2 separate regions of the Homo sapiens genome follow, and region 2 is linked to region 1. Evidence: read pairs that join two places in POLR2A ChIA-PET (ENCODE). Cell type or tissue: PC-3. All regions are shown on one strand. Links, peaks and the distances in the headings refer to the core of each region. The heading gives the core; the rest is flanking DNA. Region 1 has its middle 44 kb from the start of BIN1. Region 2 overlaps LOC105373604 (a long non-coding RNA gene).

Region 1 (16,330 bases), core at 4,272-9,271:
AAATCAAGGCTGATTTCCAATTTTTCACATTTACAAATCAACCCTTCAGTTACTATTCTCATATCTCATAATACTAATCTTCAGCTAGCTTTGTCACCTGCATGATCTTTACCTCTTTATGTCTCAGAGTCCCCATCTGCAGAACAGGATTAAGTGGCCCAGACTGCACACCATGTTTGTCATTATTAAAGGAGAAAGGCCTGGTGAGGCTGCTGGTTCCAGCTGCTGTGTGATGGTGATAATGATGAGTTACCACTTGATGTCCTAGGAGTCCTAACCTGTATAAAAGAGAAAAAAATGAGGGCCCCTGGTCCACCTCAAACATTCCCCAAAGGATTAGCTTGAGTCTAGCACTAAGGGGATGTCACACACACAGCCATCTCCGTTGTAAGTGGACTTGAGGGTCACCAGCTTTCCACAGCCACCATCCTTCTGCTCCTCCAAAGGTCCTCTCACCTCTGCAGAGCACATGTAGACTGGTGAATTTCCAGGAGTGAGCAGTCAAGGGTAGTGGAGACAGAGGGTCAGTTGGATCCCTCAGCTCTGGAATGAACAGGAGTGACCAGAGCCAGGATCTTACAAGAGCTAGTTCTCCTGCTTCTAAGCCTTGCTATCCAGGAATTCTACATGTCAGACACAGCACAGCCTGCTGGCTGCTCTCAAAGAACCCAAATCAAGATCAATTCACAGGCTGGAAACGGTGGCCCATGCCTGTAATCCCAGCACCGGGAGGCTGAGGTGGGAGGATTGCTTGAGCCCAGGAGTTTGAGATCAGCCTGGGGAACATAGTGAGACCCTGTCTCTACAAAAATAAAATTAGCTAGGTGTAGTGGCACCGCCTGTAGCCCTACGCAGGAGGCTGGGGTGGGATTACTTGAGCCCAGGAGGTTGAGGCTACAGTGAGCCATGATCATTCCAGCCTGGGTCACAGAGTAAGACTCCATCTCAAAAAGAAAAAAAAATTCACAGAGGAGGTGAACATCAGAGCACATCCCTAATTTAAAGAAAAAGGCCCTTTTCCCACTTTTATTGCTTTCACTTCCTGTTCCTCTTTAGTGTGGAAACCAGGAGGGTCAGGAGAGAAAGTTCAGAGAGAGACAGGGACCCGCAGGGAAAGCACAGACAGGCCCATCACAGCCTTCTCACATCTCACAGTGGGCGGAGGAGAGACGAGGCCGACCCACAAGTGTTGCCTCTAATTCTTACTGAGAGCTCAATGTTGTCATTTCCATTTTAGAGAGCAGAAAGTTGTTCTAAGAGATCAACCACTAATATTAAAGCTAGTATTTAAGGAACGCTGTGTACCAGGAAGCTGTTAGACACACACAGGTCATTCTCGCTATGAGAACAGAGACTAGTGTTATTCCTGTTTTGCAGATGATTTAACTGAGACACAGGGAGACTCTGGAGTCAGGTCTGTGGCCTCTTAACCACTGAATCATACTCTCTTCCAAACCAGGCTTTGAAAGCAAAGGGCTACTGATTTCCTGGGCCTGCCCACCCGGTGCTCTCTCCTGGGCCGTCTGCCCCAGGGCCTTCCTGGCTCCTGATGCAGAGGAAACTTTCAAGGCTGGGGCTTCAGGGACCAACGCCTTCTTCTTCAAGGACTTTGAAGAAAAACTGGAAAGTGTGACAACCCTAAAAATTCATTCATTCATCCATTTGTTTATTTATTCACTTATTCAGCACAGATGCATTGAGCATTTACTCTGGCTGAGCCAAGCCCTGGAGCAGTGCTGGCAGCATGCAGATGAGGCAGGCACTGCCCTCTGATGAACAGTCCTTCAAGCCGCAAATCTCTGTCCCTCGGAATACTGAAGACATTGTTCCATTGCCTCCTATTGGCCATTGTTGCCATCTGATGTTACTTAAGTATGAAATAAAAAAAAAATTCTTTCAAATTCTGTGTATTACTTTTTTAAAACAACTACTAAATTGTTGTTTGGACCTAACTACTTAAATGGAACTATTAGGTGCTTCTTTTGGCCTAGGAAAAGCCATGAAAACATTTCTGAAACACTAAAGGCACCAAGAACCAAGAAAGCTTGGGAAACTCTGCTCTAAGATAAATTCCTACCATTGTATTTGCTGCAGCCGCGGCAGGTTTGTCTTTTTGTATATATACATGAATCCAACTGTCTTCTAGAAGAATTAAATTTAAATTTATAATCTAACAATCAGACAGAGAGAAAGGTTAAAAGTGACATTGATGTAGAGCCTCCAAATAGCTGATTTCTTTCCTCCAACAGACTTTCTTGTCACAAAGAAGCCAAAGACTTTCTTGGAATTATCATTTATTTCCATATATGCAAATTATGCATTTTTATTTTTCAAGTCTATGGACTTTTAGGGGGTTTTTTGAAAAGCACTGGGAGGGTTTTTTATAAGTATGCATCAACATGCCAACAATTGTTTCTCTCTGGATAAGGGATTTCCAGCAATTATTCCTTTTTTCTGTAGAACTTCCTGTATTACCTGAATTTACAATGTTCATAGTCAACCTTTTTATTCAGAAGAAATAAAAACCCATCTTGAGAGGAAGAAAAACTGAATATATTGGATTAAATTTGTACCCAACTTCCATTAATGAGAGCTTAGGACACTGTACTAAAATATCCACCTCCTGTCATCCTCCTTTTGAGAAATGAAACCCCTGGTCATAAAAATAGCCTTTGCTTGCAGTTAGAAGGGAGAGGATTAGAAGGAAAAAAAAAAGGAAAAGCAGAAGGAAAACTGCCTGTTAGCAAATCTAAATTCAGATGAATGTCTGAGGGGCTGAGAGATGGTGCTGGGCCAGAACCAGCTCCCTCAAGTTCCCAAGACCTCTGTGGGGCCAAGAGGGGCTGGGGACTTCATGCAAGGTGCTGATTTCAGAGGCAGCTGTGATTAATTTTAGAAGGCCCTGACATTCTAACTGAGTCATCCTGAGGTGGCCCGATTGGAACTAATTGGGTGAGCCCATTTCAAGCTGGCTGTCTTCTCAAGTGTCCCAACCCTCTGGGGTTCTTCCAGCTCCTGGAATTGGAAGGTCTTGATCCTGTCAGCAAGTGCCATCTCACCAACAAGGAGGGCCAGGGTCTGCCCACCCAGAGTGACAGGACCACCTCAAAACATGCAAAGAGGGTCCTGGCAGCTCTGTGTCCATGGGCAACTCAAAGACAGCCAGGATGATCACTCCTGGGAAGCTGACTCCAGTCTTTCCCATTACACCAGCAACTATAAAGCACTTACTGTATACAAACACCATGCAGCAACCATTCCCAAAACTAATTATTCATATTCCCTACAGAGCTTATTAAAAATATAAATGCCTGGGACCAGCCCTGGGCAGGGGCCCCTGGGGGTTTGTCAGGTAGGCCAGGTCTGGGAGCCACCATTGTGCCGCACCCAGAGCTGAGTGGCATGCAGACCCTGCCCTCAAGGTGCTGGCAGTCTGCTGAGAGCCGGGGCTGTGGTCACAGGAAAGGGACTGTGCTGGCTGATGGTCCCGGCCACGTGTTCCACTCCTAGGCCCCATGAACACATGGCTGCCAACAGGGTGGTCTCCAGAGGAAACTGGGGTCGTTGTTATGGCAAAGAGGATGCTGCGCAGGCACAAGTAGTGACTGTCGTCCTCAGCCTGATCTCCCAGGAGTTTAACATCCCGAACAGCTCCCACGGCACAGAATCAGGGAAGTACCAGGCACCAATACCGTCGCCGGTGCACCCAGCCCCACTCGCACTCCTCTACCAGGCATCCCTCTTGCGAGGGTTTGCGCCTCCCCTCCACCAGGTAGTCTGACCCGCCTCCTGAGCTCAGCAATTGGTTCAGAGGAGAGCACCTGACTCAGGTAGGGCCAATTAGAGCCCTTCCCAGGGATTTTTCAACTCGGGAGCCAGGAGGAAGCCCATTAGGCGTCCAATACAAGAGGAGGCAAACCAGCTTCTACAGCCATCTCCTTGGCTGTATGGAAAAGCCCAGTGTGCCATGGAAGAGAAGGCAACATCCAGGCCACAGGGGAGATGGTGTGCTGGTAGCAGTGAGTTCCTGGTTCCATCACCCTGGCTACTACCCAGGTTTGGCTTGGGTTTCTGTCACTTGCAACCAAAGATTTGTAACTAATACTTACGTGTACATCAGGTTGTCCAAAAAGAGGATGGGTAGACTGGAGAGGAAATGCTGGGGCCAGAGCCCTTCCTCACAGCCCAACAAACCTGCTTCTCAAAGGGTGCTGACCAGTTCATCAGCCTAATTCAGGTTTAGTCATTCAAAAAATTCAACCAGGGAGGTTTGGTTAAGTCAAGGTATGCTTCCTGGAGGAGGGGAATTTAAGGCTGGATTTTGAAGGGAGAGACCACAAGGCACTCCCAAGCAGTACTGCAGATGGAGGAGCTCTATTCCAGGAAAGGCTGTAAATACTTCCTGACTCGCAGAAAGATCTTCAGAGACACACATACTGTCCTCTCGCTATTCTTAGCAGCATGTCATGCAGGGAGGGCCCAGGATCCCTGTGGCTGCACGTCCTGGGGGAAAGATGAGCTGGCCCCTCAGCCTGCTTAGTTCCTGAGCTTAGCAAGTGAGCCCGGCTCACACTGCAGCCGGGGATTAAAGCCGAGGGGCTCCAGGAAGCCTCTTCTGAGAGTGCCGGAGTTGGAAGTGCGTCCAGCCAACAGGCCTCTTTAATTCCAAGGGTCTGGGCTGAGGCATCCTGACAGCTCGGGGGACCCCGGCCCCCAAGGGCTGCATAGCAGTAGAAAGTTTACCCTCATCTTGATAACTTTGCCTAGACTTCTGGACTCACCTCTGTCCCAGCATGGGACATGCAGATTGACAGGGCCATCCACAGGGTCAGAGTTTCCTGGAGTTTCAAGTTTTCTCCTAAAGATATTCACATGTATTGTTTAACAGCTTAAGACATCATTCTCATACCATACAATTCATCCATTTAAAGTGTACAATTCAATGGCTTTTAGTGTATTCACACAATTGTGCAACCACCACCACAATCAATTTTATAACATTTTCATTACTCCAAAAAGAAACCACCTCCAATTGCTCCATCCCCAATACCCCTCCCAATCGCTCCATCCCCTGTAGCTCCAGATCTGTTTTGTATCTCTATAGATGGCACTATTCTGGATATTTCATATAAATTGAACCACATAGGATAGGTAGATTTTTTTTTTCTTTCTTTTTTTTTTTTAGATGGAATTTTGCTCTTGTTGCCCAGGCTGGAGTGCAATGGCGTGATCTCAGCTCACTGCAACCTCCGCCTCCCGGATTTAAGCAATTTTCCTGCCTCAGCCTCCCGAGTAGCTGGGATTACAGGCATGCACCACCACGCCCGGCTAATTTTGTATTTTTAGTAGAGACAGGGTTTCTCCATGTTGTTCAGGCTGGTCTCAAACTCCCAACCTCTGGTGATCCGCCTGCCTCAGCTTCTCAAAGTGCTGGGATTACAGGCGTGAGCCACCACACCCGTCCTGATAGCTAGACTTTAAAAAGCAGATAATAACAAGTGTTGATGAGGATTTGGAGAAATTGAAGCCCTCTTACACTGTCGGTGGAAACATAAAATGGTGCAGCCGCTTTAGAAGAGTCTGGCAGTTTCTCGAGAAATTAGTTATTTTACCCAGCAATTTCACGCTTAGGCATGCCCCCAAGAGAAATGAAAGCATGCCCAGACAAAAACCTTTACATGAATGTTCATAGTACCATTATTTATATTAGTCAAGAGTTGATAACAACCCAATATCCATCAACTGATGAATGGATAAACAAAATGTGGTATATTCATACAAGGAATATTATTTAGCCATAAAAATGCACTGATTCATACAACAACATGGATGAACCTTGAAAACATTATGTATTTATGATTTTTGTTATAATTTCTTTCTTCCTTCTCCTTGCTTTTTGTTTGGTTTGCTCTTCTTTTTCCAGTGTCTTATGATGGAAGATTAGGTTGTTGATTTGAGATCTTTCATGTTTTTTAACATAGGTGCTTACAGCTATAAATTTCTTCCTAAGCACTGCTTTATCTGTTTCCCATAAGTTTTGGTATACTGTATCTTTATTTCATTTATCTCAAGGTATTTCTAATTTATCTTGTAATTACTTCTTTGAGCCATTGATTAAATAATCAATGTCTCTATAGATTGCACTTATTTCTTATTGCTTATTTGAGCATATATGGTTAATTTCTACATATTTCTGCATTTCTCAAATTCATTTGTTATTGATTTTAATTTTATTTTGTTTGGGGGAGAAAATATACTTTGTATTATTTAAAAGTATTTCTACATAGATTTCTAATTATTGCTTTATGCAATTGTCTTTCAGATGAGATGGGGAAAAAAGAATTACTAGCAATATACACTTATACTGTCTTTTATATTTACCTATGTAGTTACTTTTACCAATGCTCCTTATTTCTTCATATAGATTCAAGTTACTGTCTAGTGTTTCTTTTATTTTAGCCTGAGAGACTCCCATTAATATCTTTTGCAGGGCAGCTCTCCCAGTGATGAATTCCCTGTGTTTATCTGGGAATGTCTTCATCTCCTCTCATTTTTAAGGAATAGTTTTGCTGAATATATAGTTCTTGTTTAACAGGTTTTTTTTTTCGTTTTACCATTTTGCATATATCATCCCATTGCTTCCTGGTTTCCATGGTTTCTTATGAGAAATCAGCTTTTAATGTTATGAGAATCCCTTGCACATGATGAGTCATTTCTCTCTCACCATTTTCAAGATTTTTCCCTTTGTTTTTTAACAACTTGATCATGATTTGTTTAGCTGTGGTTCACTCTGAATTTTTTCTAAAGTTGGTTGCGCATTTGGGATGTATAGACAATTATTCATCAAATGTTGGAATTTTTCACCCAATATTTCTTCATATATTTTTCCTGCCCTTTTCCCTCTATCCCACTGCGCATACATTGGTGTGTTTATTGGTGCCCATAGGTCTCGGTCTCTGGGGCTCTGTTTCTTTTTCTTTTTCTTTTCTTTTTTTTTTTTTTTTTTTTTTTTGAGATGGAGTTTCGCTCTTGTTGCCCAGGCTGGAGTGCAATGGCCTGATTTTGGCTCACCACAACCTCTGCCTCCTGGGTTCAAGCAATTCTCCTGCCTCAGTCTCCCAAATAGCTGGGATTACAGGCGTGCGCCACCACACCTGGCTAATTTTTGTATTTTTAGTAGAGACAGGGTTTCTCCATGTTGGTCAGGCCGGTCTCGAACTCCCGACCTCAGGTGATACGCCCACCTCAACCTCCCAAAGTGCTGGGATTATAGGAGTGAGCCACCGCACCTGGCAGGGGCTCTGTTTATTTTTCTTCATTCTTTTTTCTTTCTATGTTTCAGACTAGATAATCTCAACTGACATATATTCAAGTGCATTGATTTTTTTTCTGTCTGCTCAAATCTGCTGTTGAGGCCTTCTGATGGAATTTTCTTCTTAGTTATTGTACTTTTTGACTCCATAACTTCTATTTGGTTTTATATCTATAGAACCAAGTATATATAATATATATGTAAATAATATATATATGTATAAAAAATATAATTATATATAATATATAACCAAATATGTATAAAATGCATATTTTTGTATATATAATCCTTTGAACATATTTAAAGTAGCTGATTTAAAGTCTTTGTCTAGTAAGTCCAACATCTGGGCTTTCTCAGGAACAGTTTCTATTGATTGTTTTTTTCCCATGAATGGCCCATACTTTCTTATTTCTTTCCATGCTCTTATTTTTTGTTGAAAACTAGACATTTTAAATAATATATTATGGCAGCTCTGAAAATCAAATTATCTCTCCAAGGTTTATGGTTTTTGTTGTTTTTTGTAGTTGTTTTCATTTTGTTTGTTTAGTGTTTTGGGGGTTTTTGTTCGTTTGTTTCTTTTTTGAAATGATGTCTCACTCCTGCCCAGGCTGGAGTGCAGTGGCATGACCTCAGCTCACTGAAAACTCCAGGTTCAAGCAATTCTTGTGCCTCAGCCTCCCGAGTAGCCAGGATTACAGGTATGTGCCACCACACCTGGCTAATTTTTGTATTTTTAGTAGAGACAGGGTTTCACCATGTTAGCAAGGCTGATCTTGTACTCCTAACAACAGGTGATCTGCCCACCTCAACCTCCCAAAGTGCTGGGATTATAGATATGAGCCACTGCACCCAGCCTATTTAGTGTATTTTTTTTAACTAATTCTGCATAGTCTGTATTCTTTGTTGTATGTAGCAATGAAGTCTCTGCTCATTTAGCCTAGTGATCAGTTAATGATTGAACAGAGACTTCCTAAAAACATCTGAAACAAATAAGTCTCCCAGTCTTTGCTGGGGGGCTCTTTGTGTACATTAGGCGTGCCTGCAACCCTCAGCCAGGCAGTTTACAACTCTGCCTTAGCCTTCACTTCCTGATTGCACAGAGTCTCAGGGGAGCCAGAGATGAGAGCTTAGGACCTTCTCAGGTTTTTTTCAGGTCAATCCTGGGCATGCTCACAGCCTTACACAAGAACATGACCTTCTTGATTCCCAGGAATATTTCAGAGCTTTTCAATGCCCCCTGTAGATATCCTATTCCCCAACTTTTCATTTTAAGCTTTTTGGTTGGTCTGTTATTTGCCCCAGCTGTTTTCTACTCCCTCAGGCATCCATGAAGTTAATCAATTTGGCTGTAATTGTTTCTGATAAATGGCCCTGGAAAAGAGCTTTTCACACTGTGTAAGTTCAGAGTCAGGTCAAATACAGACAACCTTACAAAGGGGGATCTTCCAGAGAATCACCAGACAGGTCAAATAATGACAGCTCTCTGGTAATGGGCCTTTAACGAGCTCCAGGCCAATTCTGTTCCCTTAGGTGGCTGCCACCATGCTAATTTTCACTGTTAGTGTACGCTTTAATTTTTCAAGGTTACCATGGGGATGGGACTAGGATAAATTAAAATGTCACAAAGCTTTTTTTCTTACCAGGATTCTGCCACTTTTCTTAAATATTAACACTACTTGGATTGTTGCAATTTAATTTCCAAAGTTCAAAAAAAAATTGGCTCTGATAATTTTTGTCAATTTTCTCATTGCTTTTATGGAGAGACTTTTCAGAGGTCCTAACTCTGCCACTTCCTTTTTTTTTTAAATAGACAGAGTCTCAGTCTTGTCAGGCTGGGGTGTAGTGGTGCAATTATGGCTCACTGAAGCCTTGACCTCCCAAATGCAAGCAATCCTCCCGCCTCAGCCCCCTGAGTACCTGAAACTACAGGTACATACCACTATCCCTGGCAACTTTTTTTTTTTTTTTTTTTTTTACCAGAGATGGGGTAACCCCTACCAGAGACAGGGTCTCACTATGTTGCCCAGGCTGGTCTCTAACTCTTGTGGGATGAAGTGATTCTTCTGGCTCGGCCTCTCAAAATGCTGAGATTACAGGCATGAACCACTGTGCCCAGCCCTAACTCTGCCACTTTCACCAACATCCACTTTGTATTTTGCATTCTACTCCACAGTATATCCGAGCACATTCACATAACCTAATTCGGTTTACATTATTTAGCATGCAATGAAATCAACTCTCTAGAAAGATACGCTAAGTCTATTCTGGGGCTTCACACTCCCAGCATACTCCCAAGTAGTTCAGCTCATTATAACTTTCTAATTATGTGTTGTCTTCTCCACATCCTGTACCTCCCGGGTGCAGGAATAAGTAAGTATCCTTCATTTCTGTCAACTGTGGCTGGCACAGAACTGAGGAAATCAGGTGGGTGTAAATGTGGAACCAAAATGAGTGGCCCAACTTCTTATTTATCTAAATGTCCCAACATGGAGCAGGACATGCCAATAACACCTGGGGAAAATGCCCAGATAACTTCACTAGACTGAGTTCAATACTCATTTCTCAGCTCTGATGTAAACCTCAGTCATTCCCAAACCGCGTATTTTCTGCCATAGGCTGTAAGAGATTTCCTGATGGGAATCGCCATCTTGAAAATATGGGTTAGAAGCCTCAGATGCTAAGAGAGACATTGCTTTCCAAATGAATAGAAAGTAGACTAGAGAGTGGCTGTTTCCATGGACGTTTCCTTCACAGATTTTTACAGTTTTTTTCTCTGAACTCAAATAGCAGTTGCTAAAAAGAGTAATCTGAACAGTGACTGTCAATGGCATGCCACAGTCCCACCAGGGCACATATAAATACATATAAATGTCTGTATAAGATTAAAGTCGACTGGGCACGGTGGCTCACACCTGTAATCCCAGCACTTTGGGAGGCCGAGGCAGGTGGATCACCTGAGGTCAGCAGTTTCCTGACCAACATGGTGAAACCCCATCTTGTCTCTATTGAAAATACAAAATTAGCTTGGCATGGTGACACATGCTTGTAATCCCAGCTAAGTGGGAGGCTGAAGCAGGAGGATCACTTGAACCTAGGAGGCGAAGGTTGCAGTGAGCTGAGATCATGCCATTGCACTCCAGCCTGGGCAACGAGCAAAACCACATCTCAAAAAAAAACACATCCCAACATTTTGGGAGGCTGAGGCGGGTGGATCACCTGAGGTCAGGAGTTTGAGACTAGCTTGGCCAACATGGTGAAACCCTGTCTCTACTAAAAATACAAAAGTTAGTCAGACGTGGTGGCAGGCGCCTGTAATCCCAGCTACATGGGAGGCTGAGGCTGCAGAATCTCTTGAACCCAGGAGGCGGAGATTGCAGTGAGCCGAGATCACACCATTGCACTCCAGCCTGGGCGACAAGGGCAAAACGCCATCTCAAAAAAAAAAAAAGATTATAAAGTCAGCAAGAGGTGATCTTTTATGTTCAGCCTTGATGCTGTTGTTGAACACACACACACACAGAGAGAGAGAGAGAGAGAGAGAGTTCTTTTGCCAGTTAGTTCAAATGCATGGGTGATGATTATTTGTGATTAAGATACCGCAGTTTCTTGGCCACTGTAATGGACATTTGATATTTAGAGACCACCCAGTCAAGGGAGCGCCCTTCCTGTCTATCTGGTGGGAGTCTTGCTTTACTTGGTGAGAGCCAGGCTTTGCCTACTACTATGTGGCTGGAGGAAACCAGGCACTCTTCCTCCTCATGCCCTGGTAGCCAGAGGAGGTCGCATGACTCAAGCTTGGCTGGCCTGGTGTTTCTGCCACAATCACAGAGCTGGTGAGATCATCTATCCCAGCAGAGGCTCTGAGGATCCAGGGGGGTGCAGGGGGTGTTAATTGGAAATGGAGCCAGCCGACCAGCCCCCTCCAGATGGCCTCTAGGACAGGGCCTGTGTAGTCCTCAGGCCCATGGGCCACCCTGGGTTCCTGCACACTTTACTGACTGGCTCCCCCGCCCATCCCTGCACCCTACTCCCCGCCCCAGTACTCTCCAAACCAACCCAGCTCTCTTCAGGCAGCCAGGGTCAGGTATGGCTGCATTCCTTCCTCAGGCCCCTGGCCATTTCCTATTTTTCTTATGAACAGTCTAAGGACCAAGAGCCCGCTGGCATAGGATGTGTGATCCTGAGTTTAAGCAAGAGTGGAGTTTCAAGTTTTTGGAGATGGTGGGCTCACCGTAAGTTTCTGTAACACCCACCAAGTGCACACGTGGGGCCTCTGGATTCCAGAAGCTTTTTCATAGTTCCCCAGTGCTGTGTGGCCAGCCCCTGTTTGTACTGATTCCTTACATCCTCCTCCACAGCTCAGATCTCAGAGCCTTGCCTTGAAGCATCCTGGAAACCCTAACCCACTTGATGATCACTGTCCTGCTAAGTGAGTGACCCTGGGGTCTCAGTGGGAACCCCGGCATAGGGCAGGCCTGGGTGCAGCTCTGCAGGCTGATCGTGAGGTTCTCCAGAGGCCAAAGAAGCTGATGGCAGGTGGGCAGTGAGGCCAAGGAGCTGAGTCCTGGGGGCTTCACTAGGAACCTGGAGGAGCTTCCAGTGGTTTCTCCTGTGGGTGGAGGTGGGACGAGAGACGTTCCTAAAGAGAGAGGTCTAGAGAACACAGCTGTCAGCAAGGTCCCAGGTAAAGGGCACATGCCTCTGCATGTTTAATTTTCATATTCCCAAATAACAGCTTTTCTCTCTTTTTTTTTTTTTTTTTTTTGAGATGAAGTCTCATTCTGTTGCCAGGCTGGAGTGCAGTGGCGTAATCTCAGCTCACTGAAACCTCCACCTCCAGGGTTCGAGCAACTCCCCTGCCTCAGCCTCCTGAGTAGCTGGGACTACAAGCACACGCCACCATGACTAGCTGATTTTTTTGTATTTTAGTAGAGACGGGATTTCCAGATGTCGGCCAGGGTGGTCTCAATCTCCTGACCTTGTGATCTGCCCAACCCGGCCTCCCAAAATGCTGGGATTACAGGCATGAGCCATCGCACCCAGCCTCACTCCAGTTCTTTTAATAGGAAGTAAAGCAACAGTTCTCCCACCCCATGCCAAGAAATTCTGTAACCCCTTGTCCAGTCACTACTGTGATTGATTCCAAATGAGAAACACTGCCAGGAAGACCAAGCACTGCACCGAATACCTCCAACACTCACGGGTTAGGGTTTAGAGGCCTTGAGAAGACAGGGATTGAACATTCTGCATGAAAAACTGTAGAAATCTTATCTGAAACCCCAACATAGAAAAAAAAATGGAAAGAGCAACAAGACACTCAAATATATTTGATGAGTTCCATATGAAGTTATTCTACCAGTTCAATTTGTAATGTGCTGCTAAGGGGGTGGGACCCTGGAGGCCCTCAGTGGGAGATCAACCATGTGAACGTCTGACCATAGAAACTGTGCAATAAAAAAGCTGTCTTGGTTTAAGCTGCAGAGTCTTGGGTTAATTTGTTATGCCACAATAGATAACTAACAGGATATCCTCAGCTGTGATCTTCATGCAAAAGTTATTTTCTTTCTAATTTCTTCCATTGCCAAATTAATATATGTGCTTTAAAAACATTTTAAAAGGAAAGAAAAACTAAAATCACCAATTTTGTCACCATTCAAATGTCATTGTGTTAATAATTTGATCTGTTTCTTGTTTACTTTTTCCTCTATTGAGGGTTTGTTGTTGTTGTTGTTGTTGTTGTTGTTGTTTGTTTTTGCCATAGTTGTAGTCAGTCATTCTGTATACATAACATTTTTCTGTTTTGTTTTTACTTAACGTTTTTGGGTTTTAATATTTCTTAATTTTATTCTGAATGTGCACATGAAGTCCTCTGGATCTGAGACAGACTCCTCCCCATTGACCTTACAGTAAATCATAAGCCTAGGGCCCCTCCTTGCTCCAGTCCATGCTTGTGGGAGAGGCAGTGAGAGCCAAATGGAAACTCTCCACGAGCAACTGGACACTCCTTAGGGGAGGACTGAGAGCAACGGGCTGTGGCCAGTTACACCCAGGAGAGACACTGGGGGCCCTCTCTCCTGAAAGAAGGGAAGACATGCTTGCTTTTTGGAGAGTGCATGGCTAGAATCCTGAATTCTCACTCTGCTCTTTGGAATGTAAAGACATTTCTCTAGGGACCAAATAACCTAGAGCTAGTTTTCCCCTTGATATGCAAACACATAACTCCAGAGTGAGGTAAACCTCTCTAGAGTTCTTCACTATCTTTATAATTGTAAATTAACTTTTAAGGCTTGATCATAACCCAGTGTTCTGGACTGTACATCTGTGTCCTCCCCAGATCCATATGTTGAAGCCCTAAACCCCAGTGTGATGGTACTAGGAGACAAGGACTGTGGGAAGTGATTGGGATTAGATAAGGTCGTGAGGGTGGGATTAATCCTCATGATGGGATTAATGGCCTTATAAGAAGAGACACCAAAGAACCTGCTTGCTCCTTCTCTTCACCATGCAAAAACACAGTGAGAAGGCAGCTGTCTGCAAGCCAGCAGGAGAGCCCTCACCTGAAGCTGCCAGCATCTTGATTTTGGACTTCCCAGCCTCCAGAACTGCGAGAAATGGAATCCTGTTGTTTAATCCACCCAGTCTATGGTACTGTGTTATGGCAGCCTGAATGAAAATGCCCAGGATTCCAAGTTTAAGCGGATTTTGTTCAGAGATTTGGCAGAAACACAAAAATATTGTGTATACCCCACAGCATTATAAAATAATGCTTTTTTTCTTACAGACCCCTAGTGCTGTTAGGAACTTGGTCTTCAAGATTTTAAATGCCTTTTTGGAATTGATCACAGAAAAATGAACATAATCAATGAAAGTACTTTTCAGATTTCAAATACATTTCTGGCTTGATAATCTTTATATGCAGGCTACAATGAAATACTGCTTTAAAACAAAAAATTTCCAACCAGCATATGGCTCTGCCTTCCACCTGGCTCTCAAAACATCATCTCTGGTTTTCCCACTGAATAGTCAATATTAAAGAATAAATAAACTGGCCAGGCACAGTGGCCCATGCCTATAATCCCAGGACGTTGGGAGGCTGAGGCAGGAGGATCACTTGAGCCCAGGAGTTCGAAACCAGCCTGTAGAGATGGTAAAACCCCATCTCTACAAAAAATACAAAAATTAGCAGGGCATGGCGGCATGTGCCTGTGGTCCCAGCTGTTCAGGAGGCTGAGGTGGGAGGGTCACGTGAGCCCAGGGAGGTCGAGACTGCAGTAAGCCCTGATCACACAACTGCACTCCAGCCTGAATGACAGAGTGAGACCCTATCTCAAATAAATAGATAAATAAATATCGACCAAAAAAACCCAGGATCTCTGCTTAGCCATGCATTAGAAGCACCTGGGGAGATGGTTTAGTCAAGCAGCCCACGGGTGCTCCCTGGAGGGCAGAGGATACTTGCAAATTCCAAAATCAAAAGTACCACCAGAAGCCAGGACAGCTTTGTCCTCCTCAGCCCTTCCACCTATTCACAGCCATAGAAACACGCCAGGAGAGAGGCTCACAGATGGATGGCCACGGCCTGCGGGCCCCAGCCTCTAGCACTGTCCCTAGAGAGAGAGTGCCCGGGGCTGGAGGGCAGTGAGATTAGCCAGGGGCACAACAGCTGGAATCCGTTTGCCCCATTCTGAGTCACAGCAGTGACCTGCAACGCCAAAGACGGCCTTTCTCAGAGTGAGAGGAGCAAGGAGACCCCCAGTGGAGGGCCAGGGGGCTGCATTAACAGGGACCTGGGCCTCTTAACCTTGCCCAGCGTGACTCCAAAACTCTGCAGCAGAGCAAGGGCACGTGCCCCAGTGGCCCAGTTCCTTCCCAGTTCAGAAGCTTGTTCCCCTCCCCCACTTCCAACAGCATCCAGAGGTGCCAGCCCCTAGTCCCTTCCAGGGGGGACTAGCCCTTCCCACTCCATTCTGTGGGAAGGCAGTATAGCCCGGGTCTGCGGTGCAAGGTCAAGATTGCCCATCTCGATTGTTTTAAGCAGAAACCACGGAAGGGGAAAGAGATGTCTGTGGACTTCTGCCCTGTACTCAGGACTCCTTTCTACTCTTGGCCTGACAGCTAAGTTCATGCTAGACAGTTCCCTCGCAGCAAGATTTTAAAATATTTTAAACATTTTTAAAATACCAATGCCTGGCCACTGCCCCAATGCAATCAACCTCCAGCACGCAGCCCCAAGCTCTTTTTTTCTTTTTTTTTTTTTTGAGACAGAGTCTTGCTCTGTCACCCAGGCTGGAGTGCAATGGCACAGTCTTCTCTCACTGCAACCTCCACCTCCCCAGTTCAGTCAATTCTCATGCCTCAGCCTCCCGAGTAGCCAGGATTACAGGCGCACACAACCATGCCCAGCTAATTTTTTGTATTTTTGGTAGAGATGGGGTTTCACCGTGTTGGCCAGGCTGGTCTCCAACTCCTGAGATCAAGTGATCCTCCTGCCTCGGCCTCCCAAAGTGCTGGGATTATAGGCATGAGCCACCGCACCTGGCCCCAAGAGCTCTTAACATTAACTTCCCAAATACAAGCACCTCCATCCGGACCCTATTGCCTAAATTTGCATCACAGAGATGCCAACCCTTCAGCCAGCAGGTAGGTAGTGAACTTCCGCTGGGTGCTCAATCCATGGGGACTTAGGGGCCATGGGAGGAAGAGGCTGAAAGAATGCACCTGTCACTGGCTTTGAGATGCCTTCACACCACCCAAGGCAGCGGCACCCGGCTGTGGTGTGATTCTTCACCATGCACACTCACATTTTTCTTTAAGTGTCAATTACTCATACGATTGTCCTTGAGGAAGCAGTATAAAGTATTAATTGTTATAGGTCTCATCCCTTCGATTATGGCCTTCTTTATATCCTGAGTGAGAAAATGGGAAGTTGGCGTTCAGAGCTTCCATTGCACACTGAGTATGACAGTTGTTTGGGGGAAAGCCCCTGTAGAACTGCTGAAGCGTCGAGTGATGTGGACA
Region 2 (16,330 bases), core at 9,660-14,659, 110 kb before region 1:
ATGAAAATGTTAAGATACAAGTGAACACTCTGAGAGAAAGATGGGTTAAGAACCTGAAAAGACAATTTACCAAATCACAAATCACTAATAAACTTTAAAAAATTAAAGAGAGTCACTAATTATTAAAGGAATCAAATCAAAGGAGTGACAAAATATTATTTTTAGATCATTGCAGTGTAATGAGAAATAAGCACTCACACATTGCTGGCTGGCTTGTTCACTTTCTGTAAGCTTTTTGGTGGATAATTTGGCAATGTGTATCAAAAACCTTTAAAAAGATGTACTCTGGGCTCCTTGGAGAAATGGCTGGATCTAGAACTGAGGCAAGAAATATGTTTCCTGGAGCATCTTATAGTGCCAGAAAGTAAGAAAATATATATATATCCCACAATGATGGGGGCCTGGCAAGGGACGAAAGAGTCAATTGAAAGAGCTCCCATTGTGAAAGCTGGAACAATTTAAGCCAAAAAAAAAAAAAAAAAAAAAGCATTCAGTTATAACCCAGAGTATAAGATCAATAACCCTGGGTCCATTCTGATATAAATGAACAATTGAATACATAAATAAATGAGAGATAACAGAGAAACATCACGCAGACACATTCCAAAAAGTTTGCGTAATACCTCTGCCTCAAGAAGACGGAACATTAAGTTCCCACCCCATAAGTGTGAGTGTGCGTAGTGACTTCCTTCTAGAGAGCACAAGGTGGAAAGGGGTAGAGAGGGAAAAACTAAACACTATCTCAACCAGGTGACCAAGGTCAACACCAACAGTAAAAAGCCATGTTGACACTATGCACCCTTGATAGAAGGGAAGAAAATGTCACTTTGCCTCAGTGGTCTTCAATCCCAAAACACCAAACCCTAACCTAACCATGAGAAAAAACACCAAACAAATCCCACTTGAGGAACATTCTGTAAAATGACCTGACCCTTCAACACTATCAAAGTCGTCAAAAGCAAGAGAAGTCTGAGAAACTATCACAGCCCAGAGAAGCTAAGGAAAAGTGATGACCACACATAGTATGGGATCCTGGATGGGGTCCTGGGACAGAAAAGGGGCATTAAGGAAAAACTAAGGAAATCTGAATAAAGTATGGATTTCAGTTAATGATAATGTATCAGGGCCCAGCACAGTGGCTCACGCCTGTAATCCCAGCACTTTGAGAGGCCAAGGCAGGCAGATTGCTTGGGTCCAGGAGTTCGAGACCAGCCTGGACAATATGGTGAAACCCCATGTCTATAAAAAATATAAAAATTAGCCAGTCATGGTGACACAGGTATGTAGCCCCAGCTACTCAGGAGGCTGAAGTGGGAGAACCACTTGAGCCGAGGAGGCAGAGATTGCAGTGAGCCAAGATCGCACCACTGCCCTCCAGCCTGGGCAACAGAGCAAGACCTGGTGTCAAATAAATAAATAACGTATCAGTATAGGCTCATTAATTGTAACAAATGAATCCTACTAATATAAGATGTACATAAGAGAAGAAACTGGATGCAGGTTATATGGGACTGCTCCCATACCATCTTCATAATTTTCCTACAGATCTCAAAGTGTTCTAAAATAAAATGGTTACATTTTTTAAATGTATGCCCTTTGTTCCAGCAATTCCATTTTGGAAAATTTATCCTGAGGAAATAAATAAAGATGTAAACAGAGAATAACTTACAGATGTGACGTTTGTGATCGTTAAAACTGGAAACAGCGCAAGAGTGGACGATAGGGGATGAGAGAGCCACACAGCGCATAGAAGATGATCAGTCTGAAGAGAGGGTTTTCAGACATGCAATTAACTGCTATTCACTGTACTTCATTTTAACTGCAAACTAGCAGGTAAGTGTTAATCCATATTTTAAAATATACAGTAAAATATAGATAAATGGACCTCAAAGAACATAGAGGAGATATTTACCGAGGCTGTCCTCACTTGGGGCATTTTCTGGTTTTCCTGGAAGGAGCAAGCTGAAATGTACAGGAAGGAAATAGACTAGTCAACTTGAGTGAGTGTGCTCACAGCTCACATCGATTCTCATTGGTCAGTGCTGGAGCTTGATTGTCGCTGCCTGTGCTGTTTTGGTTGTTGAGAACTTTTAAAATCACTTCTGCAAGAAGGAAAAAAGCATATTCATTTTTAAAAAATCATTATAGTATTTAATTCTGTGCCAACTCCTCCAACACATTCAAGATAATTTTTTTTTTTTTTTTTTGGAATGCAGTGGCACGATCTCGGCTCACTGCAAGCTCTGCTTCCTGGGTTCAAGCCATTCTCCTGCCTCAGCCTCCCAAGTAGCTGGAACTACAGGCGCCCACCACCACGCTCAGCTAGTTTTTTTTTTTGTATTTTTAGTAGAGACGGGGTTTCACCGTGTTAGCCAGGATGGTCTCGATCTCCCGACCTAGTGATCTGCCTGCCTCAGCCTCCCAAAGTGCTGGGATTACAGGCGTGAGCCACTGCGCCCAGCCCAAGATAAAATTTTATTTGTGAATGTTCCGGGCAACTTCACAGAAAAACTAGGGAAATAGAAAAACCAAGTGTACATTCCTACAGGAAGCCGCAAGCCTGTGTCCTCAGGCAATGTCCCCCTCCACTACCACCCCTCTCTGACCCCACTCTCACCAACACTTTTAGTCTCTTTCCCCAGGAAAAAAGAGGTCAACTCGGAGGAGCCAGGGATTCAGCCCACTCTGGACAACACTCAGAGCCATGGCACCTACCTGTATGAAAAAAAATTGTTAAGCAGCTGCCACTCCTAGTTACTGGCCTCTGCTCGGTGACTGATGCACTTCTAACATCCTTGTCCCAGGATAAAGACCTTGTAATGGAGAAAAAAGATGGCAGGGATCCTTTCCATGGAATTTCGGCTGTTGTCTAGTGGACCTTCCAGGAATTGTCTGATTCTATGGGAGTGCGCAACTTTGACTGTTCAGTTGGGCCAATTGGCAACACTGTAGAGACGGAAACTAACTTGTGGAGGGCTGAGGGTGATACAGACATTTTCTGTCCGTGGTAATGCAAAAGGTGTTCATAGCAATGCAAATGGATTTTATCCAATGGGGGAGATAAATATTTGAACGGGCTCTCTTGTTAATTACTAGTTAATCAAAATATTTGACATGTATTCATTCTATATTTATAGGGGAGTCATGATTCTACCTTTTTGGAAATGACCCTCTAGCAGTTTTATTGGTCCTATGAGATACACAGTAGATTCACCAGCCAGAGCCAGATGAGCTGCACAGTTGCCAAAGGGAACTTCAGATGCCACCAGAGCCTCAGCTCTGTCCTCCCTCACCTCCCAAGGTGACTTCCAAGCAGCCACAGAACTTTAATTTTACTTACTCTCTGTTTCTCTAGTTTTATTTTTCTAATCTTTACTGAATTTGTGTCTGTGGTTTTATTTCTGGTTTATTCCTGACTATAAGTTATTCCCTATTCTTGACAACAGTGATTGAGAATTTGGTTTTTGGCCTGACCATTTAGTCATCTCTGTAGATGGATGACACAGATCTAATTCCTTTCAAGTGAGAGACAACAGGAAATCCGGTTTGTTGGTCCTTTCTTGTTTGTTTATTTTGAGCTCCAGTCAGTTAGAAATTTAGTGCCCGCTGCAAAGCACAGCTCTTTGAGACTTGGGATTGGTAAGAGGGTGTGTTGCTTACTTCTGGCCTGTGGCTGAATTTGCAGGGCCAAAGCCAAAATCTCTCCATATGTCTGTCATCTGTGATCCATGTGTCTGCAAGTCTATAACTGAGAAAAGCCTTGATTCCGTGATATGTGAGTGTGAAATAAATTAATAAATTAGTTATGTCTCTTAAATCAAAGGAGCTCTGTTCTTACTAGTTTATAGGAAAAAAGGCACTTATATATCTTATATATCTCATATTTCTAGCTTCTAGTGCTTTCAATGTGTTAGGCTTTTTAAAATATCCTTCATACAGAAACTGCTACCTTAAATACATTTTATAAAACCAAGTTCCTGTAACTAAGGTAAATCTGTGGCAAGTCAAACTAGCTTAATAATTTTGGTTTTTAAAAAACAGATTGGTCTTGTCTTTGATTTACAGTGTTAAGTATAATTCAATTGTGTATTTGATCAAATCTCTCATGAAGAGAATAATCTGGTCTTCTTAAATAGTTTATCAAAAAGATAACATTAGTCTAATACAATGTCACTATTATGAAAACTGAATATTGGTATTACTCTAAATTGAATCACTATTTAGACACATCCGTTACCTCAACCTATGTTTTGTAGTATAATTTATCCAATTAAATAAATGTCCAAGATCTTTAGATAACTTAGAACCTGGAATCTTCAGATAAATCAGAACCTGACCCTGAATGGAGTTAATTAATAGATAATCATCAGATACCTAGATAAACGAAGTAGGATATAACACTAAAACATGGATTGCTAAGCCTACTTTTAGGCTTATCCACTTTTGCTCCTTATTTTTATATTCTGCAGAAAGCCTGGATCTTTGAGTTGTGTTGATGGGCATATTCGTGTTTGCCACTTGAAGGAGTAAGAGGCCCGCGTGGATCTGGAGGCAAGTGGCTGTGCCCTCCTGCAATCTGCTCACCTGCAGAAATGCTCGCGTAGGGCAGCTCTCAATTTTCTGCCACCTCCTCAGCTTTTTCTGTGAAACAGAAGTTGGTTACTTTGGATGAAAATTATCTTTCATATAGGTGGTTGGTACACGAAGCAATAGTGACAAATAAAACTCTGTGTGCGTGCTTCTGTTTTGTCATGCAATGAAAAGTAGTTTTGTTCCAGAATATGAATGAACACAGTGAATGAAGGTCTAAAGAAGTGAATGTTATTTGCCTTGGTTTATAATACCTGAGTCTGAAAAGAGACATGAAGTAACTTAGATCTTAGCAAAGTTTCCTCACTTTTGATGGGCTTGCCGCCTTGGCTTACTGGTCACCGCCTTCATCTACAGCAGGGGTCCCCAATCCCCGGGCTATGGTCCAGCAACAGTCCATGGCCTGTTAGGAACCGGGCCACATAGCAGGAGATAAGCGGTGGTTACAGCTGCTCCCCATCACTCACAGTACTGCCTGAGCTCTGCCTTCTGTCACGGTGGCATGAGATTCTCACAGGAGTATGAACCCCTATTGTAAACTGTGCATGCAAGGCATCTAGGTTGTATGCTCCTTATGAGAATCTAATGCCTGACAATCTGTCACTCTCTCCCATCACCCCCAGATGGGACCATCTAGTTGCAGGAAAATAAGCTCAGGCCTCCACTGATTCTATATTATTGTGAGTTGTATAATTATTTCATTATATATTACAATGTAATAATAATAGAAATAAAGTGTACAATAAATGTAATGTGCTTGAATCATCCAGAAACCATCCCCCCATCCCAGTCCGTGGAAAAAATGTCTTCCATGAAACCGGTTCCGGGCGCCAGAAAGGCTGGGGACCACTGACCTGCAGCACAAAGGCTATTCTTTACCTTCCTTGTGGTCTGCCTGACAGCAAAAGTGTGTGTCTTGCCAGAAAAATTTCTGTGCCTTATGCTGACTTCATTCAGTCCTTGAGTATTTAAACAAAACAATACAAAAACTCACTTGTGAAAGAGATGATTCTTTAAACTCATGTCACCTTCTGTTTACTTTTACATTTGTTTGCATTATTAAAAGAGTAAGCAAGAATTATTTCTTCAGCACCCATGATATGCTCTGAGTCAAGTGCCTAAATCTTCTCTGACAACTCTTTTGATTTTTCCTTCTAGAGATCAGATCCTAAATATAGAAAGAGTAAAAGAAAACTTTTTATCTTGAACTAAAACATTCTTTGAAACTTCCCAGAGGGCCCCTGGAAATTCACGAGATTTGTACTTTCACCCTATGAAGCAAGAGCAAGAGAGGCCAGAAGTAATTATGTTTATTATTCTTTAATCAGCATCTGAAGAGATGCTCAGCCTCCCTAGGTTAAGTTTGTATCAGTAAACTCATTATAAATAGTTCAGACACTGCACACTTTGTAGGAAGGCCCTGAAGCTTTGCCAGTGCCCTCGTCGCCGTCCATTGTATGCTTTACCTTTAGTGAGACACTGATCAAAATGCTTATGAAATAGTTATTTCCCAGTAGAGAATCTTACTTTCCTGCGGTTGCTGTAATAAATTAACCAACAGTCAACTACCAGTAGTTTTGTATTTACTCTGATGTGCACCTGGGACTCTGCTGTAAGCCACTGGTGAGCGGCTGTGCCTTCCACAAGGGGCAGCCTCAGAGGCTCAAGAGGACATGCAGGGGCTCTAAGCTGAGGATGCTACAGTGAATCACCTCGCGGGGACACGCTCCTGAGCGGACCTCACTTAGGCCACCTTCAGATCATCCATCAGACGGAGTCATGACTTCTAGGCCTCTAAGCTCAGAGCAGAGGCTCCCTAAAAGTTCTCTCTTGACTGGATCCAGAGAACAGGAATTATTACTTAGGATTGAATGAGGCAATTTTGTCTTGGTTATTTTTTGGAATATTGCTGATGTTGCTTTGATGTTCTTTCATTTCTAGATCTGTGAGGAAGCTCCTTCTCTTCCTTTTTAACCTACAATTTAATAGACTTTGCTTTTGTCAATTGAAAAGAAACATTTGTAAAATAGTTTCTTATTTTCACTAACCCTCCAGAACTCAGAAAATGACTTAGTCTTAAGTTTTCATGGAAATATAGTTATTTTCATAAATTCAATGGAGAACTTTTCTTCTTTTGCTGGGATAAAACAGCATTAAGCAATAAGGGTTATTGTGGGGTTGTCATAATTGGAGGTGAGTCTCATTTAATCAGGTGGGATAAGCCACTTTTATACAGAATTGATGCCACAAAGCTACTGCAGGAGAACATGCTGGGCCCTTGAGTCCTAGCCTCACAGGTGGTAGGAAAGGTGGTTTCCTGCAGGCCAGGAGCAAGCATCAACTGATGTAGGGAACTTTGAGAAGCGAGGAAGCCATCCAAAGTTACAGATACATAGGTGAGAGCTGGTGGTGACAGTTCCTTGAACTCGGTTTCCCAGCAGATAAAAGAGGCTTTTATAAATCCCAGCTAAGATTTTCTATTCAGACAGGAGCGAATTCCAGGGCCATGGCAGTTGCTTAATGCTGCACAGCACTCTAGATTTGAAAGCTACAGGCCAGGTGCGGTGGCTCATGCCTGCAATCCCAACACTTTGGGAGGCCAAGGTGGGCAGATCACTTGAAGTCAGGAGTTCAAGACCAGCCTGGCCAAAATGGTGAAACCCCATGTCTATTAAAAATACAAAAATTGGCTGGGCATGGTGGCGCACGCCTGTAATTCTACCTACTCAGGTGGCTGAAGCAGGAGAATCACTTGAACCCGGGAGGCAGAGGTTGCAGTGAGCTGAGATCATGCCACTACACTCCAGCCTGGGCAACAGAGTGAGACTCTACCTAAAAAAATAAGAAAGCTAACCCAAGGAGGTCTGGAAAGTCTAGAACATTCTCACTGCACCTGTGTAAATAGGCCAAACTGAGACCCATTGTCTTGTGATCGAGAATCATTTTTGGAGACTGTTGTGATCCTGGGGCAGGGAGACAAAGATTGTTCAGTTGTTATAGGCTTTACATGGGCAAAAAACTCAGTGTCCCTTTGATGGATTCTGGGCAGTGGCTAGGGACCCTCAGGGATTGTCGGATTCCGTGGGGACACATGCCTTCAATTCTCTGGGCAGGGTTGTTCTGCAGTTCTGCAGAGACAGCATCAGCTCGTGTGGGGCTGCTGAAGATGCAGAAGTTTCCTGTTCCTAGCTATGCACATAATTCTGGGCCAAAGCAACGCACATGCATCTTGTCCAGTAGAAAATATAAACCTCTGTACATCCAGTTCTCATTTAAACTGCCTGTAACATCTTACCGCTTCCTTGTTAATTAGTTAAATAAAATGTGTAGCTTTTCTCTTTGTATGAGATGTGTGCGTATATATACGTATATGTATATGTATAATTTTTTTTTGAGACACAGTCTCACTCTGTCACCCAGGCTGGAGTACAGTGGCACAATCTTGGCTCACTGCAACCTCTGCCTCCTGGGTTCCAGTGATTCTTGTGCCTCAGCCTCCCGAGTAGCTAGGACTACAGATGCACACCACTACACCCAGCTAATTTTTGTATTTTTAGTAAAGATGGGGTTTTGTCATGTAGGCCAGGCTGGTCTCAAACTCCTGGCCTCAAGTGATCCAGCCACCTCAGCCTCCCAGAGTGCTGGGATTATAGGTGTGAGACACTGCGCCCTGCCGAATGACTTTATTTTTTTAAAAAATTGTCCTGTAATACTTCTTACTTCACACAACAACCCTGTCAGTTAAGTATTATGGCCACCATCTTATAGGAAGAAAAACTGCAGCCCAAGGCAATGTCTCACCATAAAGGCTAGATGCTTCCAGCTGGAGAGCCCAGCTCTTGACAACTCAACATCTGCCTCCAAGTTCCTGGATGCAACCCAAATATCTGCCTTTTCATTGGCCCTGTGCCCTTGTATCTTCTGGGATCATCCTCTTCTTTGCTCTCAAATAAAACTGCTCAAGGTACCTTCCTATATATTGTGAGGACTTCAATTCCTGCCCCTCTCCCTCCTAGGACCTTTTCCAGGCAGGGCTGGGGAAGGTTGCATTTCTCCCTTTGCTGGGTCAAACCCCTCTCCTCTCCTGTAGCAACTCTCCTCTTGGCTCTGGGTCAGACCTAGTGTGGAACTCAGCCAACTCCTGGAGTCCTTCGAAGGAACACAGACACGCACAGGGTGTAGGGTTAAAGGTGGGATGTTCAGCCCAGCACAGAACTAGAAGTAACTTACAACTGAGTAGGAGCTGTGGGTGTCCTACAGACTCACCTGCTGTTTGCTGCCCAGGAGATTTCTCGAGGCTTGGCCCATCTTCAGGCCTGGTGAAAGGCCATCTCCTCAGGCCCCTCTCTCCCTCCACACTCTCCTCCTCATGCTCTTCCTACCCCACCCCTTTTTGGGGGTCCTCCACCCACCTCCCTCATCTGTCCCCCACAGGCAGGGCAAAATTGTCATTCATTTTTCAGATAGAACAAGTCGCCTCTTTGGTTTCTCCCACCCAGCCCATGGGGAGGGCGGATTAGCTTTCAGAACCAATCATGCTCTCTAAGGTCATTTTTTTTCCAACAAATGACCTTGTGACTCCATCAGAGGAATGTTTTGCTTCTTTCTATTCTAATCCATTCCAACTTCAACCTGTAGGCCACTTTTCAAACAGAAATTTTCTTATTATTACACAAACACCAAATTCCCTGACAGAAGATCTTACCCCATTAGCATGGAATGTATCTGAACAACACTGCCGCTAGCCTGAAGGTGTATCCCAGCGAGGAAATTCTGGAATTTTCTGCACAGCCACAGCCTTTGTTAGAATAAGGACACACACATGGCACTCCACCTCGAAAGATGCTCACATTTGTGTGGATGCTTTCTGCTGGCTCAAAAAATTATGGACACACATCTTAAAATGTGAGATCCCTGCTGTGGGACCTCATGGTCTCTCATAAAATTCTTGTGAACAAAACAGAGAAAGATTAGCAGATTGCAGGACATCAAGGAGACATTAGACTAGCTGGGTGTGGCGGTGGGCACCTGTAGTCCAGCTACTTAGGAGGCTGTGTAGGGAAGATCACATGAGCCCTGGAGGTTGAGGCTGCAGTGAGCTACGATCACACCACTGCACTCCAGCCTAAGCGACAGAGCAAGACCCTATCTGAAATTTAAAAAAAAAAAAAGGGATAAAAGTTGGAAAAATCAACATTCTGAAAGAGAATATCTAAGACAGTGAAGGGCGAGAGTCTATCGTGGTGTGCCCCAGGCTCTGTGGGTGGAGTTTAATGATTTTATTACAGTGCATCGTGTCATCCAACCTCCTCACTTAAAGATGGGGAAGCTGGGCTAGGCGTGGTGGCTCACGCCTATAATCCCAGCACTTTGGGAGGCCGAGGCAGGCAGATTACTTGAGGTCAGGAGTTCAAGACCAGCCTGGCCAACATGGTGAGATCCCATCTCTACTAAAAATACAAAAATTAGCTGGGCATAGTAGCATGTGCCTGTAATCCTAGCTACTCGGGAGGCTAAGGCAGGAGAATCGCTGGAACCCAGGAGGCAGAGGTTGCAGTGAGCTGAGATTGTGCCACTGCACTCCAGCCTGGGCGACAGAGCGAGACTCCATCTCAAAAAAAAAAAAGATGCGGAAGCTGGGTTTGTGGTCTGTAAGTAGGCTACTGGAGGTTACATAGTGGGTTTGCCTGTTCCTCCATCTGTCCACCCACCTGGGCTCAGTCTGGATGACAGGCTTGGACCACATTAGGACACAGGCTGCTATGGCCGACTCAGAGCATGCAGAGAGCCAACAACACCCAACTGCCGGGTCAACTCTAACCAGGTGAAATGTGGCCAGGAGAAACGCCAGAGCCTGCCCTTGAGTTTTTAAAAGCTTCAATTCACACAGGCAAAAATGAAAAAGATTGCTGGGTTGGGGCGAGGGAATTATGACTCATTTTCTCTAGTTATTAGTGGACAGTGCCCTGTGGCTTCTGCAGTGAGCAGCAAGTGGCCACATGGCAGGGGCCCCAGCAGAGTGAAGCAGAGCATGTCATCCACACTCTGAGCCTGGACCCTGGCCTGGGCCACAGAGCTGCACAGGAGGCAGTGTCCGGGTGGGGTCAGAAAAATGGGCAGCTCAACTGCAGGTACACGTAGTGCGACCAGTGCCGCGACTGACAGGTGGACAAACCAGCGCACCCGGAGGAGGCAGGCCCCCCTTGGGCTGGGCCTGTGCACCCTGGAAGGGAGGGGGAATCAGCTGGGAGGGGGAGGGCACCTCAGAGATGCAGGACCACAGCCTGGCAGAGGAAAGGCAGACACTGGGAAGCAGACCCGCAGCTCATCTGGGTTACCAGGACAGGCCATTCCAGACGGGGGTTGGTGGAAGATGGGGCTGAAAAGCTGTTCAGGGGCCAGAGCTTGAAGGAGCTGGTTAAGGGATCTGGGCTTGCATGAGAAATGGAGGTTATTGGAGGGTTGGAACACAGGGCAATGAGGCCAGAAAGGAGGTTCAGGAAAACCACCCTGGCAGCCACGGTGCCCTCCAGGGACTGGCCTAGAGGAAGATACCTCAGAGGCTGCAGGCCTAACCAGGCCTGAACTAGGAGGGGCCAGTGCAGAGGGAGAAACCTATGCAGAACTCTCTAAGAGGCCAAATCTGAGGACTCGGGCAGGACATGGCAGCAATCAGGGAGGCTTCAAGCCACAAAACCCCCACAGATGTGATGCCTTTATTTGTTTCATACAAAAACAAGCCAGGAAAGAAATGGGGTTGGACTGCATACTCTCTGCAAAGCCATATCCCACCTTCTCGCTCTGCCATCCTCAGTGAGTGGCTCTTCATCCTCCTGAGTGTGGCCTCAGGGTCATAAGATGGCTGCTGCACCTCCCGCCCTCATTCCAGGCAGAAGGAGGCAAAGGCCTTTTTCTTTTTTTTTTTTTTTTTTTTGTTGTTGTTGTTGTTGAGACGGAGTCTTGCTCTGTCTCCTAGGCTGGAGTGCAGTGGTGCGATCTCAGCTCACTGCAACCTCTGCCTCCTGGGTTCAAGCAATTCTCCTGCCTCCGCCTCCCAAGTAGCTGAGACTGCAGGTGCACACCACCACGCCCGGCTAATTTTTGTATTTTTGGTGGAGATGGGGTTTCACCATGTTGGCCAGGCTGGTTTTGAACTCCTGGCCTCAAGTGATCTGCCTGCCTCGGCCTCCCAAAGTGCTGGGATTACAGGCGTGACCCACTGCACCCGGCCCAAAGGCCTTTTTCTTAACAAGGCTTTGATGTTTTCTTTGCGAAGGGATGCCCTCTCCCATCTTATTGGCCAGGACTATGTCATAAGGCCACCCACAGCTGCGAGGAAGGCTGGGAAAATGACTGACTTTAGCGGACTGCATTGGTACCCTGAACAAAACCAGAATTCAGTTGGGCAGGCGGAGGGGATGAGTATTGGGTGTGCACCTAGCAACATCTGCTCCAGGAGGAGGGTGTGGAATGAGTCCAAGGACGGCCCACACTGGACAAGTCAGCTTAGAAGCACTTCAAGTTCAAGGTGCCCACGTGCATGGGGGAAGATGGGCAGCTGGATACCTGGAGGTGAGAACACTGCCCTGAGCCACAGATTCGGGCCCTCAATTCCTAATGAAGGATGGCTTCCCAGGAGCTTCCAGGCCATCTGTGACTCTGATCCATGGAAAGTGCATGTCCTCTAGACCCGGCAGCTTGCAAGTAGGTGGAGATGCACCAGCTTCCGGGAGACAAAAATCTGTCGCCTTAGCTCTGAATGGCATCTGTGTGCCAACCTCGGCCCACCTCCAGCCTATCCTTTCCTTCAAGAAAGAGTTGTGCCCCCTCTCCAGCCACCCCCTGCAGGTCACACGGGGCAGGGACATGAGATAAGCACCCCAGGCTGATTGACAGGGGCCTTTAAGTCTCTGCCCAGCCTGGGATTCAAAGCCTCTTCGTGACAAGCCTGGAGGATGCTCTCTGCCCCTGTGCACTGGCCGTGGCTGTCTAGGAAAAGAGGAGCATGCCTTTGCCCTTCTCCCTCCAGCAGCCGATGCTCACTGTCATCGGAGGCTGTCAGGAAGGCAGCTTTCTCACCCGTTGTTAATTATCCTTTTTAATTGCGCTAAGAAGGGCCTTTCCTCAGTGATTTGCTCTTCTGCATAATCAGGGTGAGGAGTACCGGTGGCAGCAGCCCACCTGTGTTCCCGGCCTGTGTTCCACAGCGGCCCCTCTGTGGATCCCCAGGGCCTGAGAGCAGGTGGGCAAGGCCACTGTCCTCAGTCTTCCAGCCTTCTCAGCCCCATCCACCACAGCTGCTTCTTGAGGAGGGAGCTCTTCCTAAGGATGGCACTGAATAGCTCCTTGGCAGGCAGTGCCTGTGAAACCTCCTGCTTCCCTCGTTTTGTTTTTTTTTTTTTTTTTTTTTTTTTTGAGACAGAGTCTCGCTCTGTCGCCCAGGCTGGAGTGCAGTGGCGCGATCTCAGCTCACTGAAACCTCTGCCTCCCTGGTTCAAGAGATTCTCGGCTCCTGAGTAGCTGGGATTACAGGCGCCTGCCACCAGGCCCAGCTAATTTTTGTATTTTTAGTAGAGACAGGGTTTCACCTTGTTGGTCAGTCTGGTCCAAACACCTGACCTCAGGTGATCCCCCGACCTCGGCCTCCCGAAGTGCTAGGATTACAGGCTTGCCTCCGCCTTTCTTTTTTTTTTTTTTTTTTTTTTTGAGATGGAGTCTCACTCTGTTACCCAGGCTGGAGTGCAGTGGCTCGATCTCGGCTCACTGAAACCTCTGCCTCCTGGGTTCAAGCAATACTCCTGCCTCAGCCTCCTGAATAGCTGGGATTGCAGGCGTGCATCACCATGCCAGACTAATTTTTGAGGTTTTTTTGGTTGTTTTTTTCTAAGTAGAGACAGGATTTCACCATATTGGCCAGGTTGGTCTGGAACTCCTGACCTCAGGTGATCCACCCGCCTCAGCCTCGGAAAGTGCTGGGATTACAGGCATGAGCCACCGCGCCTGGCCAGCTTCCTTCCTCTTAAATGTGGTGGTCACCAGCTGCTCCGGTCCTCCTTCCGCCTCCTCTACAAGCTCTCCCAGCACCTTCGCCTCTTCCCGGCCCGTCTCTCTCCTGAGCTCCAGGCCTCCCCAGCTCAACAAACCTGAGGTCCGCTTGCCTGTTCCACTGGCTGCCCCTGCCCGAGGTGGCCTCCCAGGTGCCAGCCCCTCAACCGGGGCACCTACCCTGTGCGAAGCCAGGTGGCGGCTCCACTTCTGTCCCCGGAACCTCAAACGCACCACCCAGACACACCGCTGTGGCCGTGGCTGCTCTGCCTCCCCCAGGCTGTGCACGCATCATGGGTAGGAACCACATTTTATGATGTTATTTTCTCTTTTTCAAATTTTCTTTTAGAATTGGGGACACGTGCAGGTTTGTTACCCGGGTGTATTACGTAATGCAGAGGTTTGGGGTATGGTTGATCCCATCGCCCAAGTCGTGAGCGTTGAACCCAATGGGGAGCTTTTCAGCTCTGCCGCCTCCATCCTCTCTAGTCTAGCAGTCCCGAGTCCACTGAGGAATGCATTTTAATCTTCTCTGTAGTTCAGTGCGGGCCTGGGGAACAGCCAATGAATGAATGGATACGGAAGTGACGGAATCACCATTTGGGACACTGGATCTACAGATGCAGCACATCCCCAGCGCACAAGCCTCCAAACAGCGCAGCCGAGGAGGGGCTCAGCCGTCTACCCTGTCTCCAGCGGAGGAGCTTCTGAGACCAGGAGCGGGGGCCGTCGGGTGAGCATTCCCCTGGAACACGAAGGAGCAAACCTGCCCGGCTGCATTCCGCCCTCCCGCTGCCCTAGGCCCGCTATAGGCTGGATAAAGTGAACCAAGCAAGGGTCCCAGAAACGTCACACGTGAACTCGCCCATTCACACTCACCCATTCCCATGCACACTGGCCATTCACTCAGCCATTCACACGTGCACACATTCGCACGCACACTCGTGCACACATTCACACACACAACCATTCATACATTTACACACAGACGCACACTCGCACTCACTGACCCATTCACACTAACATTTACACTCACCCTTTCACACATATTCACACTCACACATTCACACCTATTCACATGCACACACGCATTCACATTCTCCTCACCATTCACACTCACACATTCACACACATTCACACATCCACACCTTCACACTCACATTCACACATTCACACTCACACATTCACACACATTCACACTCACACCTTCACACTCACACATTCACACACGTTCACACTCACACCCACACTTTCACACTCACACATTCACACTCACATCCACACCTTCACACTCACACATTCACACACATTCACACACATTCATTCACACCCACATCTTCACATTCACATTCACACACCTTCACACTCACACATTCACATTCACACTCACACATTCCACACACATTCACACTCACACCCACACCTTCACACTCACATTCACACACATTCACCCTCACCAACACCTTCACCCTCACACCCACACCTTCACACACATTCACACACATTCACACTCACACCCACACCTTCACAGTCACACACATCGACACTCACACATTCACACCTATTCTCATGCACACACTCGCACACACATTCACACTCACCATACACATTCACACTCACATTCTCTGACCATTCACATTCACACTCACACCTTCACACTCACATACACATACATTTACTCACATGCACACACATTCGCACACACATTCACGTTTGCCCATTCACACACATTCACACTCCCACATTTACACACATGTTCACACATTATACTCATACATATTCACATTCACCCATTCACTCACACATTTACACTCACACATTCACACACACTCATTCACACACAGTCACACATGTACACTTACAGTCACTAACAATCACACGCATCCACACACATTTACATTCATATTCACTCACACACACATTCACACATCTCCTCGCAGTTCCCATCTAGGCAAGCTACCTAGTCTCAGGGCCCTTTCTGGAAGCCACCGTGGAGTGCACATTCCCAGATCTGAGCTCCTAGAACCTATCTCCCCTTCTCCTCAGAAGCCTCACCCCGATTTTCATTCAGGTGTTCATGCCTCCCTCACCCAGTTCAGCCCACCTCCAGCTCCAGATCCTATTTGTCTTAAGCAAATCTGCAAGTGCCACCCCAGGCCACAGCAACTGGCTCAGGGTTCAATGACACACACACACACACACACACACACAAATACTTTCCGGGGTGCTTCTCGGAAGGAAGTGTGCTGGCATCAAACTCGGAACTACTCAGCCCCAAGATGAAGCTGCTGCCCAGGCGCCAAGGAGGCCGAGAGCATCTCGGAGGACCTGAGCCACAGCCACCCAGCACCCAGCACGCCAGCCACAGCTGCTGAGCAGAGGGACCCAGTGTTTGGCCACCCCTCATGACGTCCCCACATGCGGCCTGGTGTTGGGGTGACTGAGGCCAGGAGTATGGGCATTTAAAACCCCAGAGGCATGGCCAAGGGTCTTCAGGCCAGCAAAACTGAGAGAAGCGACACCAACATGATTATCATATCCAATCAAGGACAAGGGCTGAGAGGCCGGGCCAGCAGCAGGGCCAGTGTTGGGGCCGCGGTGGAAGACCGGGGAGCTGGCAGGAGGGCGGGGAGCAGGGGGTCGCTCCCTGCACCGGAAGGACACTTCTGAGAGCCTCTGACGGCGGAGCTGGTGC

Evidence for each region. Peaks named below come from ENCODE experiments on the same cell type or tissue, not always from the same donor. Only the 100,000 strongest peaks of a DNase experiment are listed, where the experiment ranks them.
Region 2: POLR2A ChIA-PET joins it to region 1 with 5 read pairs; 3 of 35 experiments call an interaction of 5 or more read pairs at or near these places.

The regions. Positions count from the first base shown.
Region 1 is chr2:127,142,804-127,159,133 of GRCh38, forward strand. No RefSeq gene overlaps it. Among named protein-coding and RNA genes, the nearest start is that of BIN1, 44 kb to the left of the region's middle. RefSeq lists enhancers at 14,485-14,985, 14,986-15,486. In PC-3, for the core only: no CTCF peak of the experiment used is centred there; a DNase peak (open chromatin) is centred at 6,748; H3K27ac peaks cover 1,465 bases.
Region 2 is chr2:127,029,206-127,045,535 of GRCh38, forward strand. LOC105373604 (a long non-coding RNA gene) reads left to right here. Exons shown (of 3, transcript XR_001739697.3): 2 at 1,606-1,833; 3 at 2,643-6,155. Among named protein-coding and RNA genes, the nearest start is that of BIN1, 70 kb to the right of the region's middle. In PC-3, for the core only: no CTCF peak of the experiment used is centred there; no DNase peak of the experiment used is centred there.